5 separate regions of the Homo sapiens genome follow, and all the other regions are linked to region 1. A link is a contact called in ENCODE Hi-C or POLR2A ChIA-PET data. All regions are on one chromosome and are shown on one strand. Each heading gives the region's core, a stretch centred on a gene start or an enhancer-like site at or near the end of the contact. The rest is flanking DNA. Distances are from core to core; before and after follow the strand shown.

Evidence for each region. Hi-C counts contacts between places; a loop is a spot of excess contacts on that map. ChIA-PET counts read pairs that join two places held with the same protein, here RNA polymerase II (POLR2A). Pooled maps may share reads with other maps.
Region 2: a loop to region 1 is called in a map of mammary epithelial cell, with 3 times the contacts of the local background. The contact joins the enhancer-like site here to the promoter of TLR8-AS1 in region 1. A Hi-C loop is called at or near these places in 1 of 168 maps with a recorded cell type or tissue (mammary epithelial cell), 4 of 37 single-sample maps with no recorded cell type and 8 of 50 pooled maps. POLR2A ChIA-PET finds 5 or more read pairs at or near these places in 2 of 52 experiments (A549 and AG04449).
Region 3: a loop to region 1 is called in a map of GM12878, with 2.4 times the contacts of the local background. The contact joins the enhancer-like site here to the promoter of TLR8-AS1 in region 1. A Hi-C loop is called at or near these places in 3 of 168 maps with a recorded cell type or tissue (CD8-positive, alpha-beta T cell, GM12878 and OCI-LY7), 1 of 37 single-sample maps with no recorded cell type and 9 of 50 pooled maps. POLR2A ChIA-PET finds 5 or more read pairs at or near these places in 1 of 52 experiments (PC-9).
Region 4: a loop to region 1 is called in a map of mammary epithelial cell, with 4 times the contacts of the local background. The contact joins the enhancer-like site here to the promoter of TLR8-AS1 in region 1. A Hi-C loop is called at or near these places in 2 of 168 maps with a recorded cell type or tissue (PC-9 and mammary epithelial cell) and 4 of 50 pooled maps. POLR2A ChIA-PET finds 5 or more read pairs at or near these places in 1 of 52 experiments (PC-9).
Region 5: a loop to region 1 is called in a map of OCI-LY7, with 2.9 times the contacts of the local background. The contact joins the enhancer-like site here to the promoter of TLR8-AS1 in region 1. A Hi-C loop is called at or near these places in 5 of 168 maps with a recorded cell type or tissue (MCF 10A, OCI-LY7, PC-9 and 2 more) and 5 of 50 pooled maps. POLR2A ChIA-PET finds 5 or more read pairs at or near these places in 3 of 52 experiments (MCF 10A, PC-9 and T-cell).

The regions. Positions count from the first base shown.
Region 1 is chrX:12,941,534-12,944,875 of GRCh38, forward strand. TLR8-AS1 (TLR8 antisense RNA 1) reads right to left here and starts at 1,767. Exons shown (of 5, transcript NR_030727.1): 1 at 1,645-1,767; 2 at 685-801.
Region 2 is chrX:13,426,935-13,430,276 of GRCh38, forward strand. No RefSeq gene overlaps it. Among named protein-coding and RNA genes, the nearest start is that of LINC01203, 93 kb to the left of the region's middle. RefSeq lists an enhancer at 1,472-1,989. Within about 2 kb of position 1,462, at least 5 of the 41 ENCODE cell types and tissues checked have a DNase peak (open chromatin) inside an H3K27ac peak, as active enhancers do; they include mammary epithelial cell, where a contact is called at or near this core.
Region 3 is chrX:13,375,135-13,378,476 of GRCh38, forward strand. No RefSeq gene overlaps it. Among named protein-coding and RNA genes, the nearest start is that of LINC01203, 42 kb to the left of the region's middle. Within about 2 kb of position 1,802, at least 8 of the 41 ENCODE cell types and tissues checked have a DNase peak (open chromatin) inside an H3K27ac peak, as active enhancers do.
Region 4 is chrX:13,281,860-13,285,201 of GRCh38, forward strand. All of the region lies in intron 1 of LINC02154 (long intergenic non-protein coding RNA 2154), which reads right to left. Among named protein-coding and RNA genes, the nearest start is that of LINC02154, 20 kb to the right of the region's middle. Within about 2 kb of position 1,877, at least 3 of the 41 ENCODE cell types and tissues checked have a DNase peak (open chromatin) inside an H3K27ac peak, as active enhancers do; they include mammary epithelial cell, where a contact is called at or near this core.
Region 5 is chrX:13,219,621-13,222,962 of GRCh38, forward strand. No RefSeq gene overlaps it. Among named protein-coding and RNA genes, the nearest start is that of LINC02154, 82 kb to the right of the region's middle. Within about 2 kb of position 1,476, at least 4 of the 41 ENCODE cell types and tissues checked have a DNase peak (open chromatin) inside an H3K27ac peak, as active enhancers do; they include mammary epithelial cell, where a contact is called at or near this core.

The sequences.
Region 1 (3,342 bases), core at 517-3,016:
CTTTTTATCACCTCCCCTCCTCACACCCGGTCTGGTTTACAGTTTCATTCCGTGAGTGGCCCTCCCCGACCTGCCCAGCAATTTCCTCTTAAAAAGGTGGCTGAAGCTAAAGGCATAGTCAAGGTTAATGCTCCTTTTTCTTTATCAGATGTCTCCCAAATCAGTGAGCATTTAGGCTCTTTCATCAAATATGAAAAACCCAGCCCAGTTCATGGCTCGTTCGGCAACAACCCTGAGACGCTTTACAGCCCTAGACCCTAAAAGGTCAAAAGGCCGTCTTATTCTCAATATACATGTTATTACCCAATCCGCTCCTGACATTAAATAAAACTCCAAAAATTAAATTCCGGCCCTCAAACCCCACAACAGGACTTAATTAACCTCGCCTTCAAGGTGTACAATAATAGAGACAGCCAAGTAGCAACATATTTCTGAGTTGCAATTCCTTGCCTCCACTGTGAGACAAACCCCAGCCACATCTCCAGCACACAAGAACTTCCAAACGACTAAACCGCAGTAGCCAGGCATTCCTCCAGAACCGCCTCCCCCAGGAGCTTGCTACAAGTGCCAGAAATCTGGCCACCAGGCCAAGGAATGCCCGCAACCCAGGATTCCTCCTAAGCCGTGTCCCATCTGTGCGGGACCCCACTGGAAATTGGATGGAAATCGGACTGTTCAACTCACCTGGCAGCCACTCCCAGAGACCCTGGAACTCTGGCCCAAGGCTCTCTGACTGACTCCTTCCCAGATCTTCTCGGCTTAGCGGCTGAAGACTGACGCTGCCTGATTGCCTCAGAAGCCCTGTAGACCATCACAGATGCCAAGCTTTAGGTAACTCTCACAGTGGAGGGTAAGTCCGTCCCCTTCTTAATCAATACGGAGGCTACCCACTCCACATTACCTTATTTTCAAGGGCCTGTTTCCCTTGCCTCCATAACTGTTGTGGGTATTGACGGCCAGGCTTCTAAACCTCTTAAAACTCCCCAACTCTGGTGCCAACTTAGACAATACTCTTTTAAGCACTCCTTTTTAGTTATCCCCACCTGCCCAGTTCCCTTATTAGGCCGAGACACTTTAACTAAATTATCTGCTTCCCTGACTATTCCTGGGCTACAGCCACACCTCATTGCCACCTTTTCCCCTAGCTCAAAGCCTCCTTCACATCCTCCCCTTGTATCTCCCCACCTTAACCCACAAGTATAAGACACCTCTACTCCCTCCTTAGCGACCGATCATGCACCCCTTACCATCCCATTAAAACCTCATCACTCTTACCCCGCTCAATGCCAATATCCCATCCCACAGCATGCTTTGAAAGGACTAAAGCCTGTTATCACTCGCCTGCTACAGCATGGCCTTTTAAAGCCTATAAACGCTCCTTACCATTCCCCCATTTTACCTGTCCTAAAACCAGACAAGGCTTACAGGTTAGTTCAGAATCTGCGCCTTATCAACCAAATTGTTTTGCCTATCCACCCCGTGGTGCCAAACCTATATACTCTCCTCAATGCCTCCCTCTACAACCCATTATTCTGTTCTGGATCTCAAACGTGCTTTCTTTACTATTCCTTTGTACCCTTCATCCCAGCCTCTCTTCGCTTTCGCTTAGACTGACCCTGACACCCATTAGGCTCAGGAAATTACCTGGGCTGTACTGCCGCAAGGCTTCACAGGCAGCCCCCATTACTTCAGTCAAGCCCAAATTTCATCCTCGTCTGTTACCTATCTTGGCATAATTTTCATAAAAACACACGTGCTCTCCCTGCTGATCGTGTCCGATTAATCTCCCAAACCTCAATCCCTTACAAAACAACAACTCCTTTCCTTCCTAGGCATGGTTAGTGTGGTCAGAATTCTTACACAAGAGCCAGGACCGCACCCTGTAGCCTTTCTGTCCAGACAACTTGACCTTACTGTTTTAGCCTAGCCCTCATGTCTGTGGGCAGCGGCTGCCGCTGCTTTAATACTTTTAGAGGTCCTAAAAATCAAACTATGCTCAACTCACTCTCTACATTTCTCATAACTTCCAAAATCTATTTTCTTCCTCATACCTGATGCATATACTTTCTGCTCCCCGGCTCCTTCAGCTGTACTCACTCTTTGTTAAGTCCCACAATTACCATTGTTCCTGGCCCAGACTTCAATCCGGCCTCCCACATTATTCCTGATACCACACCTGACCCCCATGACTGTATCTCTCTGATCCACCTGACATTCACCCCATTTCCCCATATTTCCTTCTTTCCTGTTCCTCCCCCGATCACGCTTGATTTATTGATGGCAGTTCCACCAGGCCTAATCGCCACACACCAGCAAAGGCAGGCTATGCTATAGTACAAGCCACTAGCCTGCCTCTTAGAATCTCTCCTCATTTTCTTTCCATTGTGGAAATCTATCATCAAGGAAATAACTTCTCAGTGTTCCGTCTGCTATTCTACTACTCCTCAGGGATTATTCAGGCCCCCTCCCTTCCCTACACATTAAGCTCGAGGATTTGCCCCCACCCAGGACTGGCAAATTAGCTTTACTCAACATGCCCCGAGTCAGATAACTAAAATACCTCTTAGTCTAGGTAGACACTTTCACTGGATAGGTACAGGCCTTTCCTACAGGGTCTGAGAAGGCCACCGCAGTCATTTCTTCCCTTCTGTCAGACATAATTCCTCAGTTTAGCCTTCCCACCTCTATACAGTCTGATAACAGACCAGCCTTTATTAGTCAAATCAGCCAAGCAGTTTTTCAGGCTCTTAGTATTCAAGGAAACCTTTATGTCCCTTACGGTCCTCCGTCTTCAGGAAAAGTAGAACGGACTAAAGGTCTTTTAAAAACACACCTCACCAAGCTCAGCCACCAGCTTAAAAAGGACTGGACAATACTTTTACCACTTTTCCTTCTCAGAAGTCAGACCTGTGCTCAGAATGCTACAGGGTACAGCCCATTTGAGCTCCTGTATAGACGCTCCTTTTTATTAGGCCCCAGTCTCATTCCAGACACCAGACCAACTTAGACTGTGCCCCAAAAAACTTGTCATCCCTACTATCTTCTGTCTAGTCATACTCCTATTCACCGTTCTCAACTACTCATACATGCCCTGCTCTTGTTTACACTGCCGGTTTACACTGTTTCTCCAAGACATCACAGCTGATATCTCCTGGTGCTATCCCCAAACTGCCACTCTAAACTCTTGAAGTAAATAAATAATCTTTACTGGCAAGGCTATGCTGAACCTCCTTAGGCACTCTCTAATTAGATGTCCTAGGTCCTCCCAATTCTTAGTCCTTTAATACCTGTTTTCTCCTTCTCTTATTCCGTTTAGTTTTTCAATTCATACAAAACTGTATC
Region 2 (3,342 bases), core at 212-2,711, 490 kb after region 1:
AAGAAAGAAAGAAAAAGAAAACTAGCTTCTCAAATTCTGCATTGCTTACTTGTTAATTCAAAAAGATATTTATCATGTGCCTACTATGTGCCAGAACTAAAGTTTTAGGACAAGGTGGACAGTAAATAAATACCTGAATGATGTGATTGCACTAAAACCATAATCTCCCATCCCTCCAACAGTGTTAACCACCTGCCTCCATGATGCTTGTGAACTTTGGACAACCCTCTTCTTCGTTTGCTTTAATTTTACTTGTTTTTTCAAGTGATACCTTCACGTGGTTCAAAAATAAAAATGGTATAAAAAATATATATTGAGAAGTCTTACTAGCATCCATAAGCTGGTCTGTCCTCCACCCTATTGCCTCATTCCTTTTATTAGTTTCTTGCATATACTTCCAATGTTTCTTTATGGAACTATGTACAAACACATATATGTTCTGATTTCTCCCTCATTCTTACATAGAGTTAACATGTTACATGCTGTTATATAAATGGGCTAAAGGTGGGGGGCCCTGGATATTGGTCCCCATGTTGTTTACATCTTCACAGCAGGCTAGGACAATTAGCTCAAAGCCCTCTGGCACTAAACTCAAATTCATATACATCTGATTGCCTTAAATGTAGCCCAAATAACCATATTTTTAGCTATTTAAAGCCTGCCTGTCTTGCACATCCTATGAAGCTGTACCCAACATCTGCTAGCCATAGATAAGATGAACCTTGGGGATACGAAAGACACCAAGCCACTGCTGCCGATTCAAGCTCTCTGACCCCAAAGACTCCCCATCTTGTTACTGGGTAACATCATCTACCTGCAGGAGGCACTTCTCCGATTTCCCTCTCCCCTGGGAATGCCCTTGTTCTCTTCCTCTTCTGGGTGGTGGCTCCATGCTGCTCTTTCTGGAAGGTCTCCTGCTGTGAAGAACTTCACTCACGTATGCTAACCAAGCACCACCCAAACAAAGTTCATTTGTGCTACTGTCATTTCGTGGTCATGTCCTTTCCTTGATCAGCTCTGAATCCTCTATCTCACCACATATACTCTGCCTTTTCATTTTGATTTTTTTTAACTTAACAATATATTCTGGGGAAGACTCCTTCACTCTTTTATACAGCTGCAAATTACTCCACTGCATTTAACCAGTCCCTCCTGATGTTCGCTTGGATTATTTCTAGTCTTTTGTTATTACAATGATGCTGCAATGAATCACCTTGCACATTCATCATTTTGTTCATGTACAGGCAGATCTATAGGATAAATTCCCGGAAGATGGATTGCTGGGTCAAAGAGTAAACAAACACATTTGTATTTTTGAAAAACATTGGCAAATCATTCCTTTTAGCAACCATGCATGAGATTGTCTGTTTTCCCATAGCCTCACTATTTACCAGTCTGTTAGGTAAAAATAAACAAACTTCTAGTCTTGGACTCCTTACACAGTAAAGATTGTTAATATAATATTTGTTAACATGCCTATCTCTGCCACTGAATTGTGACACCCTTAAAGTCTGGAACCATTTCTTACTCATCTTCATAGCCTGTTGCTTAGCTAGCAAAGTTCTTTGGACAGAATAGCTTCTGCCACTTCCCTCTCTCCCCCGCAAAAACATATTTACTGAGTTGAATCAATCACCACTTTAGCCTAGAGAGGCCCCCCTCAGACCTTCCCATTGTGGTATGTGCTGCCCCACTTTCAGCTGACTGCCAATTTCCTCTCGAGGCTGGGCCTGCTCAGCCCACCCACAGAGGGAGGAGAGCCTGAGATTGAATGCACCACCGTCCCAGCAGCTCTCAACCAATGCCTGAAGGGAGATGGTGTTTAAATAGCCAGCAAGCTCTTCCTTTGGGGGTGTACCTCTGAGGCATGGGGTGGTCTATGCTGAGAGCTCTTCGTGGGATGAAGCCCTGTGGTCCCTTTGTCCATAGCAGGAAGTAGCTTGATAGTGTATCTTTTAAGGGCTTCCCTGCCTTTCCTTCCTTTCCAGGCTCACCTTCTCACTCCATTATTGGAGTTTCCTTCAATCACCTCCCAAGTAAATGACTAGCACTTTATCAGGGTCTTTTTTGGGGGGAACTGAAATAAAGACAATACCTTCCCTTTTCTTTCTTCTTCTTCTTTTTTTTTAATAGGGTCTCACTGTGTCACCCAGGCTGGAGTGCAGTGGTACAATCACAGCTCACTGCACAGCTCACTTCGCCTCCCTAAATCTAGTGATTCTCTAGCCTCAGCCTCCCGAGTGTCTGGGACTACAGGTGCATGCCACCATGCCTGGCTAATTTTTTTGATTTTTAGTAGAGATGAGGTATCACTACATTGCCCAGGCTGATTTTGAACTCCTGACCTCAAGCAATCCTTCCACCTTGGACTCCAGCAATCCACCCACCTCGGCCTCCCAAAGTGGTGGGATTACAGGCATGAGCCGCTGTACCTGGCCAGCTTTCTTTATCAAATGAAGAAACCTAAATACTGAGAAAATAAGTGAAGTGCTCATGGCACAGCTAGTGAGTGAAGAAGCATATTCCCTGGCTCCTAGAAATGTGCTGTTTTAGAAAATGGAATTTCTCTTTATGGATGATAAGTACAACCACTGAGACATGAAAGAGCAATGGAAGAAGTGTGTGTGTGTGTGTGTAAATCAATAACAGCACAAGGTTACATAAAATGAATAGTAAATAAGCGAAACAGCTCTCACCTATGGTGCATATTATGAGCCAGGCAAGTACTTTTTGTGTGTTTCTTCATTTAACACAAAACTCTACAAGTTAGATGCATTATTATCATCATTCCCAGATCACAGATGAAGAAAATTAAGATACTGAGAGTTTAAGTAACTTGCCAAAGCTCACACTTGCCAAGATCTGACTCCTGGATTTGTGCTCATAACCATCAAACTATACTGTCTGCAGGGGCCGGCCAGAGAAGTTCTAGAAGTGACAGATTACCCTTGGCTTTTGGCAGCAGGGGTCTTGAAGAAAGAACATGGGATTATGACTAATTAAGGACTAATTCTTCCTAGGGCCATCAAAGAACTCATTTGTGTCAGTTAGAATATTTTCCAGGGCAGAAACTAAATATCCAACTAAAAATGACTTAAACAACAGGGGTCTACTGAAAAATCTCACATAATAAGAGGTCTGGAGGCAGGAGGTTCCAGACTTGGTTAATTCAGCAGTTAAATGACTTCAAAGCAGCAGTGACTCACATATTCATTCTTTATTTTCCATCCAATTCCATCTTCTTTGTAGTTCTCTTGATCCTCTGTCATGGTCTTGCAATGGCCCCCCTCAGCTCCAAGTAGCAAATATCAGAAAAGGAGGGAGGAACTTTGTCCCAGAATC
Region 3 (3,342 bases), core at 552-3,051, 430 kb after region 1:
TTCATAAATAGTTAAGCATTTATCTCTAAAAATGAAGAAGATTTTTGAAAACGTAACCATAACACAATTATCCCACTTAAAAATATTAGCAGCTTTAGTTTAACAATGTTCGTAAAGAAATTCTATTACTTACGGAGAACTAGAAAAAGTACTAGAAGCTGACCAGAGACAAAACAAAGAGCACTGGTTCTTTTCTTTGGGCATCTGCTGAAAGAACATCACATGCCCACCTAAATAGGGTACGCCTCTCTGTATTCTATCATTAGGAGCAGCAGGACATCTGGGGATGAGAAGATGGAGAGATCATCCTTATATAATGTTGCAGTCTGGAAGCATCACTCTCAAAAAGGTAAGTTTTTAGGTTATTTTTAGTTTGGTTTACAATTAAAAAAAATCCTTCATTGAACTCTGACTCTGCAGATTCTAGAAAATAGAATATTGTGGGCAAGACTGGCTTCAGAAGTTTTATGGCTTAATAGAAAAAGAAGGTGGGCAGACCTGGTAAAAATCTTTGCAGGGTCATGCATGCCTCCCACGTCAAGTATTTGCCACTCTTATTATTATTTTTTTTTCCAGACAGGGTCCCGCTCTGTTGCCCAGGCTGGAGTGCAGTGGTGCGATCTCCGCTCACTGTAACCTCCACCTCCCAGGCCCAAGTGATCCTCCTAACTCAGCTTCCTGAGTAGCTGTGACCACAGGCATGTGCCATCATGCCCGGCTAATTTTTTGTATTTTTGGTAAAGATGGGGTTTTGCCACATTCCCTAGGCTGATCTCAAACTCCTGAGCTCAGGCAATCCACCCGCCTCAGCCTCCCGAAGTGCTGGGATTACAGGCATGAGCCACCATGCTCGGCCACTCTCATTTTTTTTAAACCAAAGAAATCAATCTTAAATCAATTTTGCACTTGATTTATGCACATCAATTTTGTTTGCTTCTTAAAGAGTATATGATTAGCTGTACAAGAGACTATAGGTTAAGAAAATCCTTAGTCTTGAGAAAAGCACTGAAGAGGAAGAAAAAGACACCAGGCCCCAAGACATCCACCAAAAATAGATCCAACTTACATTGTCTGGCAGGGCAAACAATCCCATCACAATCACATGCCAGCCCCTATATTCTGGCTGGTCCCCAGAATTTAGTCAAGATCAAAGTAAAATTTTTTGGTTTCTGGGGTGAGCCTTCATCCAGGTCAAAATATTCTGGAAGAAGGCTTGCCTGGCACCTGGAATTCCACACCCTTGAGCTCTCCTTTTCACGGAACAGCATTCGTCAGATTTACTGACAGCATAGCAGTGGCATAATTAACAAATAATCCAGTTTTCAGCTTCCCTGGCCTCCACCTGCTAGATACCAGGAGCACCTCCACTCCCACAGAAGTTGTGTCAACCAAAATGTCTCCAGATATTGCCAGATGTCCCCTGGAGGGCAAAATCAACCCTGGTTGACCACCACTGCAATAGTATTATTTGTATCAAATATATGAAACATAAAGATTGCTAAGGGAAATAAAGTAGACTATTTTAGATATCCAGTCTTAAAGGAAACCACTACTATCATCATTGGCCAAAAAAAGAAAAAAAAAAGAACAGTGCTAATAATTAGACATAAAATAATAAATGAAAACTATCATTGCTTTGAAATATTCCCTGGAGGAAATGAAACATCTGTGTAAATTTTATCCTTTCACGTGTGAAGATGACTGGGATAGCAGGTGTGGTAAAAGACATTGTTCCAAAGCCTGTTCTGTGGTTTGCTGATGAGAATATTCCCTGGCTTGGGCTACAGCTGCCATGTGCAGTCTCTCTATTGACAGTCTTTCTCAACCACTCCCGAAAATCCCCACATTGTTTGAACTCAAGTTTTGTAATTACAGAGATGTGGTTCTCAGAGCCAAAAATGAAGCTGCCTGGCTGGAGCAGCAGGATATAGAATAGGCCCTTGGGACTGGGAGATTATAACTTTTGTGGTTTCAAGTACTCATAAATGTGGTGGAGAGGGGTTTTGGAGTTGATCCACAACTCGTCAGAGGCCCTGCTATTTTTTCTACCCACAGCCATTGTAGAGAATCCAAGCCGAGTTTAAGAGTGCTGTGGAAATACACTGCTGCTACTGCTGTTTCTATTACTGTTTGATGCTGGGACTCTTATGCTCCAACCACGTTTTCACCCAGCTGAGTCGCCTTCGTATCACGCCTTTCCAGTGAGTAAGATCATCTAGATAGATTCTCCAAAAGAAATAACCCAGTAAGGGAGGGGCAACCAGCATGACCACAATGCTAGTTGTTGTGTGCGAATGGTAAACAGAATGAAATTATGAATGTGTGTGCGGGTCATTATATGCATGCAGACACATACATATGCATATGTAGTATAAATCTCCATAAATGCCTAAGGTGATGGCAGTGATGAGGGGCAGTTAAAAATGTTAAGCACAAATTGGAGCTGAGACACTGATCAGAGAAAAATTATCTGTAATACTGAGAAAGAGCCATCTGTCATGGCTGGAGGCTCAAGCAGAGAAGGGATAAGTGGAGAGGCCCCAGGAACAGATGGAGAGGCTTGAACCCCCACACAGAGCAGAGCGTCCAACAGCTGGGACTGATTAATCCAGACGGCCGACTATTACGTCATGTGTTGGATTACAACCAAATGAGTGGCTAAAAGCTCCTAGCAAGTTCAGGCCAACACGAAGTCGCTTCACAGATGGCATCCACCTTGGAATTCCGTGAGGGATGAAGACACTGCTCAGTCCTGCCTCATTGTCCTCTGTGGAAAGAGCAAGAGGAATGAGGATAGGCCTTTCCCACCCCTTTATTCTTCTTTATTCTCAGGGTAAATGGAAGTAGAGAAGGAGAGTAAGTGAGATTTTAAAGAAGCTTTTTGACCTGTGTCTTTGTTCTCTCCTTGCTCTCTAAATTACATGATAGAGGGAATAATAAGGAACTTTAATGTATGAAGTTCAGTCCAGTAAATTGATCCCATAGCCCAGCATGTGATAAACAGTTTCTGAATATTAACTTGATCTACTCGTGCTTCTTAGTAATCCCACAAACACTTTAAACAACATTTCAGAAGCACAGGTAATCCCACAAGCATTTCAGCAACATTTCAACTCAACACCTGTCCCCTCTCCAATGTTCCCTTCAAGTCAGAAACCTAACTTTGGGTACCCAACTCTACCGTCAATCAGTCACTGGGGCCTTATGGAATCAATGGAGTCTTGTAGATTCCATCTCCTTAGCATTGCTTGAAACGATCTTGACTTCTCTATTCTCATTGCTATTGCCTTAATTCTGACCTTCAGTAAGTCCTGCCTGGACCGTTACAATAGTTTCTTCTAA
Region 4 (3,342 bases), core at 627-3,126, 340 kb after region 1:
CATGAGATTTGTGCCTGCATAATTGTCACATTTTCATCCAACAGAATTTAATGAATATAGAACCAAACTCATTGTATTGTCTTTTGTTTTTGTACAAGACATAGTTTTTAAAGGACATTTTCTTCTTCACTTGAACATGAAACATGGCATAAAAGCATGCAGGGTATTTGATTATTTCAGTAAACAGTATCCTCATTTTCTCAGATCTCATCTTGCTCAAAATTCCTCAATAGCTCTCCATTGCCTATGAAATAAAACCTAACCTTATTAGCATGGACTAAACACACCTTGGATCTGGCTTCTGACTCATCTGCCCCCATCCTTTCCCATTACATATTACATCCCAGCAGCAGTCATTAATAGTAATGCCCTCAAAATGCTATGCTCTCTCCTGTCCTTGCATCTTCACATATATCATTTCCCAAAATGACTTCCCTGATTTCCATACCTGGAAAACTCCTATTCATCCTTCAAATCGTAGCTCAAAGCCATCATACCCTATCACCCCCAGACCAACTACCTCTCCTCTCCCCTATACTTTGAACACTTCTTATATGTCCATCAGCAGAGGGTCTCAACCTTGGCTACCTACCTTGTGAGATAGGAATAGCACTGGGCAGTTGCAGGAGGATGGAAAAACCCAGACAACAGCTAAATCAAGAACTAGGCAAAGAAATCACAGGATAACAGAAAACCCCAAATAGGGGAGAGAAAATGACAAAAATCTTGGTCAGGGTGACGTGTCCATGACTCTTCTGGGCAAACCAACATAAGGGAGAAAGGGGGCAGTAATGGGGAGTTGGGGCAGGGCTGAAATCCCCTTCTTTTCCAGAAAATCTAATGATTATTTTACCCCTTAATTTAAAAAAACCCCCAAAATTAGAAACCCATACTCCACTGTGGGCAACTCATTCTTATGAGCACGCCCACACTTCTCTCTTAAGTGTGTACCTTTGCTTTGCAATAAAGCTTCCTGTCTTTCACATCATTCCAACTTATCCCCAAATTCTTTCTTGTGACAGTGTCAAGAATCCAAAAAACTGGTTGGGGCTGGGGTCTCACTAGTGTCTCACAGTATCTTTTAAAACTCCCCAAGTGATTTTAATATTTGAATACTACCTTTTTTTCTTCCCCAAATTGAAGACTCCAGACAAGCTATGACCATGCTTTTAATCTCATATAAGCCTAGTGCCTAGCCCTATATAGGAATAAATACATAGAGCTTGAGTGATAACTTCTCTCACAATATGTTTTCAGCACTTCTCTCACAATATTTTTTCGTCACTAATGAATTCTTTAGAAAATAACTCCTGAGAGTAGCAAAAACTGCTTAATTCAAGTTGACCCATTTAAATATTTTTAATATTTCTACCAGCAAGTTTAGTTTATATCTCTAAATATATCCATCTTTGACGAACCATCTTCTATCACACTTAGAGAGGAAGGGAAGCTATCTCTCCAGAATTGCTATTTTTAAATGGTTTTGATATATCTTATTTATTTAGCACTATCAGGAAAAATAAGAAATATAATTAGCAAGTTAGCTGCTTTCAAAAGTAATCATTGCCTGAAATGGGGATAACATGGGTAAGTACCTAGTTGTGTACCTGGTCCATGCCGTCAACAAAAAGATTCAAACTCTTTTTGACTGTTCTATCAGTCTTAAGGGCTCTGTTTTAATGTTAATGCTGGTCAGCTGTGCCCAGATTCCAATGGGAGGAGGGTGTAATGAGGCATGTCCGACCCCTACTTCCCATCACGGCCTGAACTGGTTTTTTAGGTTAACTTTGGAATGCCCTTGGCCAAGGGGAGGGCCCATCAGTCTGTTGCATGGCTTGATTTTTGGTTTACAATGCTGTATGCTCAGTAATGGCAGCTGTTATCATTGTGTGCTTCCTCTTTCAGGAAGGGCTGCCTTCTTAAGTCACCTCACAGGAGGGCATCTGGAGATAACACTAAAAGAGGAAATAAGATGACTTGCCAGGCACTTTCTTTCATTTATGCACAGTCCATGAGATTTCCTGACCTCTTTCATCACAAACAAAGAGGTGTGTGCAGCTTTAGAAATTTAATGGACATGCTACCCATGTCATAAAGAAGAAACTGTTTCAGTTGTTTGTCTTTTCTTACTCCATTTGGCTACTGCTATATAGGGCCTGCTTTCCTAGACCCTTGTGTTTTCCTCAAATCTCTGATTCTACATTTACATGAAAAGCCTTTAGACTGATTGCTCTGAGATTAGCCAACTGTTTCCTAGGTTTGATCACACAATTCCACTCCTACACAATTCCTTCTCTCCTAGGTCTTGTGATTCCCCATCCCCAGCTGAGTCATTCAATTGCAATCACATTTAATTGTCTCCACCTGAGTGGCTTTTTCTTTGGGCCGCTTGCCTTTGTCAAGCAATTGGAGGCAACATTTATTTATGCACATAGCATTTCTAAGGATCCATGGTACCAAGTGACTCTTCCAGATGAAGTAAAGTGACAGCTCTCCACATGATAATGACAGTGACATTTGAATTAGCTGCAAGTCTCCAGAAACAGGCATATTTCAATTTAATTTTTATCCAGCTCAAGATGAACTTAAAAAATTGTTTTCAACCCTTGGTTTCATACTTTGGTTAATACCATGCATTAATTCAGTGAGGTTTTTGTTTTATAGTTATGAATTCAGTAGTGGATGCATAATTATGACCATAACTTTTCACTGACTAGGGCTTCAAAAATTGATAAAGGAGGCACAGAAGAACAGATCTTCTTGGCATAGACTAGCTAGTTGTTGAAAAAAACCCCTCTCCTCTGCCTCCTGGGCACCCAGCCAGGCTACATTTCCCAGCTGTCCTTGCAGTTAAGTGTGGTCATGTGACTGCATCCTGGTCAATGGAATGCCGACAGAAGTAAAATGAGTGACTTTCAGGTCTAGCCCATTAAAAACCTCCAGGCACCATCCTCCATGTTCTTTCTTATTGGCTGCTGATAGCAGCAGGAGGCAGACAAATGCCTAGGCAGACAGGGGCAGGTCCCTAGTGAAACCCCACCTTCAAGCCTGTCTTTGGCTTGTTTAAAGCCTGAAGGCCAAGTTACAAGTCAAATCCACAGACCAGATTGAGAACCTGTCGTCCCATTTGGTGTGCTTTCCTTTGATTTATCCCCACCTTTCACCGATTTTACATATACCTACTCTTCCCTTATTGTTTTTACACTGTGCCCACCTTTGATTGGTGCCTTTGTTTTAACTGTTTTTGCATACTCACACACCAACTGAATGTTGCCTTTTCCAATGCTACCTACGGCCTGCCCCTCCCCTATCCTGTGCCTATAAAAAATCCAGACTCAGCCA
Region 5 (3,342 bases), core at 226-2,725, 280 kb after region 1:
CTGGGATTACAGGCTTGAGCCACACTGCACCCAGCCCAGAAACAACTATTTAGCAGAGTTCCCCCCGCCCCACCCAAATAAAGCAAGAGTTTTGCTTTTTGGGTTGACAAAGAACTTATTTGACTACTTCACTAAAGCAAATACTTTGCCAGGAATATAGGAGAAGTTAAAGGGAATAGAATTATTTCTACACGATTACGATGATAAAAGTTTCAACTTACTATGAAAACAAGAGTTCAAATAAAGTATTTTTTAAAAAGCCACCAGAAGGTGGTTTAAAAAGGCTTTATTCTCTTGAATAACAATGCTTGCCAGTTTGAATAAGATTAGCTTTTCTTTTTAAATCTAATCTAGAAAGCTTTTATAATTGATTTATAAATCATTTTTATATCTTTCATCAGTGGTCTGAAAAATCTTAATAAAGACTCTGTTGACGTTAGTAGATCCATCTCAAGAACTGTAAAGACTCTTTGTGTAAATACACACTGGGAAAAAAAATCTGAGTCCTGGTTTTTGACCACTTGTTTCTGGTCTGTGTGTGTGTGTGTGCCTTTCTCTTACATACAACCCAACCAAACACTTTCTTTTCAAAATATTATGATCATCACTATGTCTGTTGCACCAGAGGAATTTTCAGTATTCTAAAAATAACTTCAATTCTATAGAGTCAGAGTGTTTTTAGTTACAGATGCCCAGACAGTAGGGCTTCACATCAGATCCATCTTAAAATACCTTAAAAGACATAGAGAATAATGGAAACATGGAAAATGATTTGGAAATTAGGATAACTAACTCTGATTAAAATTAACTTTTATAATGGCCAAAGGATAAAATACTGGTGTTAATGATTAATCTGAGAGGCTTGAGAGAAACCTGATTTTTTTTCTCTTTCTTGTCTTCTGTTTGCTTCCTGCTGCCTTTTTCTCTGTAATATTTTGGCATCAGCTAGAACTGGTTTGAGCCCCATGCTTCTACCAGCCTTCATGAAAAATCCTAAGCCCAGGAGTAGGAAGCTAGGTAGACTCTAGGCAAAAGGCATGACTAAAGCAAGTTTTTCCCTTCTTGTTTTCTTTCTGGGTCACCTGCTTTTGATTTAAAATTTTTGTATAACTGGATTAAAAATTTTCCTCTTTCTCGTACATATATTGTGATAGATATAAGCAATTTGTTTTATTCCTATCTTCAACCACGGGAAATGAATTGTTTGAACCTGATTTATGTTGCTTATAAAAGGCACAATGAAGACTACTTACTGAATTCTAATAACTGCACAATCCTTACGAAAAGCTTGGTGGTAAGAATGAATATTCATGAGACCACCTAAGGAATGTAAAATCCATTGCTTACTACGGATATTCAGGGACTCCAGGTTAGGGGTGCATTGAAACTGAAAGTGTTAATTAGTCATTGCTGTTTAACAAACGATCTCCAGTTCTCAGGAGCTTATAGTCATGTTTCCACGCACAGGTCTATGGGTCAGCTGTGGTTTGGCTGGAATCATCCAGGATTAGGAGAGCTTGCCTCCAGGCTGCACATTGGTTTTAGGCCTGCTTCATGTGTTTCCTCACTCTCTCTGGACCAGCAGCTACTCAGGGTATATTCTCCTCACGGTGAATCACAGGAGCATAAGATGTCATGCCCAATCACACACCTGTGCCTCTTCAGCTTTAAAGTTCCAGTCAAGTTTGCAGAGTTTCCACTGGCTAAGCCCAAAGTCAAGGGGTGGGGACGCACTCTGTACTATTGCAATGCTAGGTCACACGGCAAAGGGAGGGAGAGAAGAATTAATAACAATAATCCATCTGCCACACTGACCAAATTTATCTGTGATTGATTTCCTCATTTGTAAAATGAAACAAAACACACACACACACGAACAAAAAAACTCTATCTCCTGGAGTTGTAAGGGTTAAAGAACTTAGAACAGTGCTTGGCACGCATGAAAAGGTTAATATGGTTACTACTATTGCTGTTGTTAACATTGTTGTTGTTTTTATTGTTTTGCTTCTGTCTTTGCCACAGAAAAGCTTAGAGACAAACTTTCTGCCCTCTTCTAGCAAGCACGTAGGGAAATGGTTTGCACACCAAATTTACCCCTATGCTTTGTCTTACTTTTTAATGTTATTTTCCTTCTTTGATTCTTTCCTAAATTATTTTTTTCATCCTGTTAATTGAATACACTGATGTAAGCAGTCTGTAAATGTTTCCCTATATTGTTAGTTGTAGTATGATGAATAAATAAACAAATGAGCCCTACTGGCTTGTTGCTTTTCTTTTTTATTTTATTTTTGAGACAGGGTCTTGCTCTGTTACCCAGGCTGAAGTGCAGTGGTACAATCACAGCTCACTGCAGCTTCGACCTCCCTGGCTCAAGCAATCCTACCATCTTAGCCTCCTGTGTAGCTGGGACCACAGGCATGCGCTACCACATCCAGCCAATTTTTAAAAAATTGTTTGTGGAAACAGGGTTTCACTGTATTGCCCAGGCGGGTCTCAAACTCCTGGGCTCAAGTGATTCTCCTGCCTCAGCCTCCCAAAGTGCCGGGATTACAGGCATGAGCCACTGCTTCCGGCCTCTTTTTTTCTCTAAACCTTGACTTCCCATGTGTTTGCCATCTCTGTCAATGCTGCAGTAGCCCTTCTTCCGTATTTACACTAGGCAAAATCGACTTTGTTGCTCTTGCTATCACCAAACGTCAGGTTATAAGTTTCTTTGTTTATTGCCTACTCCCCTGCTCTCAACTATGATTTTTACATGTCTCTTTTGTCATTGGCAAGTACAAAATAGGCATGCCATAAATATTTGAATGAAGGAATAAATAAATAAATCAGTGTGTTTGTAATTACTTCTACATGCATTCTAGCCTAGATTTTCTGTTGTGGTGTAGATATTAACAGCATGGATTGGCTGTAGGATCCCCCTTTCTTTCCACAACCTCTAGAGTCTAGTTCTGCCCCTTCCATTGCACTGAAACTGGGTTTGGTAAGGTCATTGAATACTGTCCTATTTGCAATCCAATGGTCTTTTCTCTGACATAACCACTTTGTAAGGTATGCCAGGGTCAATCACTGTTTTCTTCTTAAAATCTTTACTTCTGTAGCTTTTGTGACTCCAGCTTGTCACCTCTCTGGGCAGTAGTCTTTTACCTGCAGGTTAATTCACATCAGGGACACAAGAAATCAGATTCTCCCTGGGATAGGGGCACATGTCCTCTGATGATTCCTAGGGGCACTGCAAGCCGAACTTATTAAAAATTGAATTTACTTCTTCACCCTTTACCCCCAAACCGTCACTGGCTTCCTCATGCTGGTTAACTGCGTCAAAAGCCATCTCATTTTTAA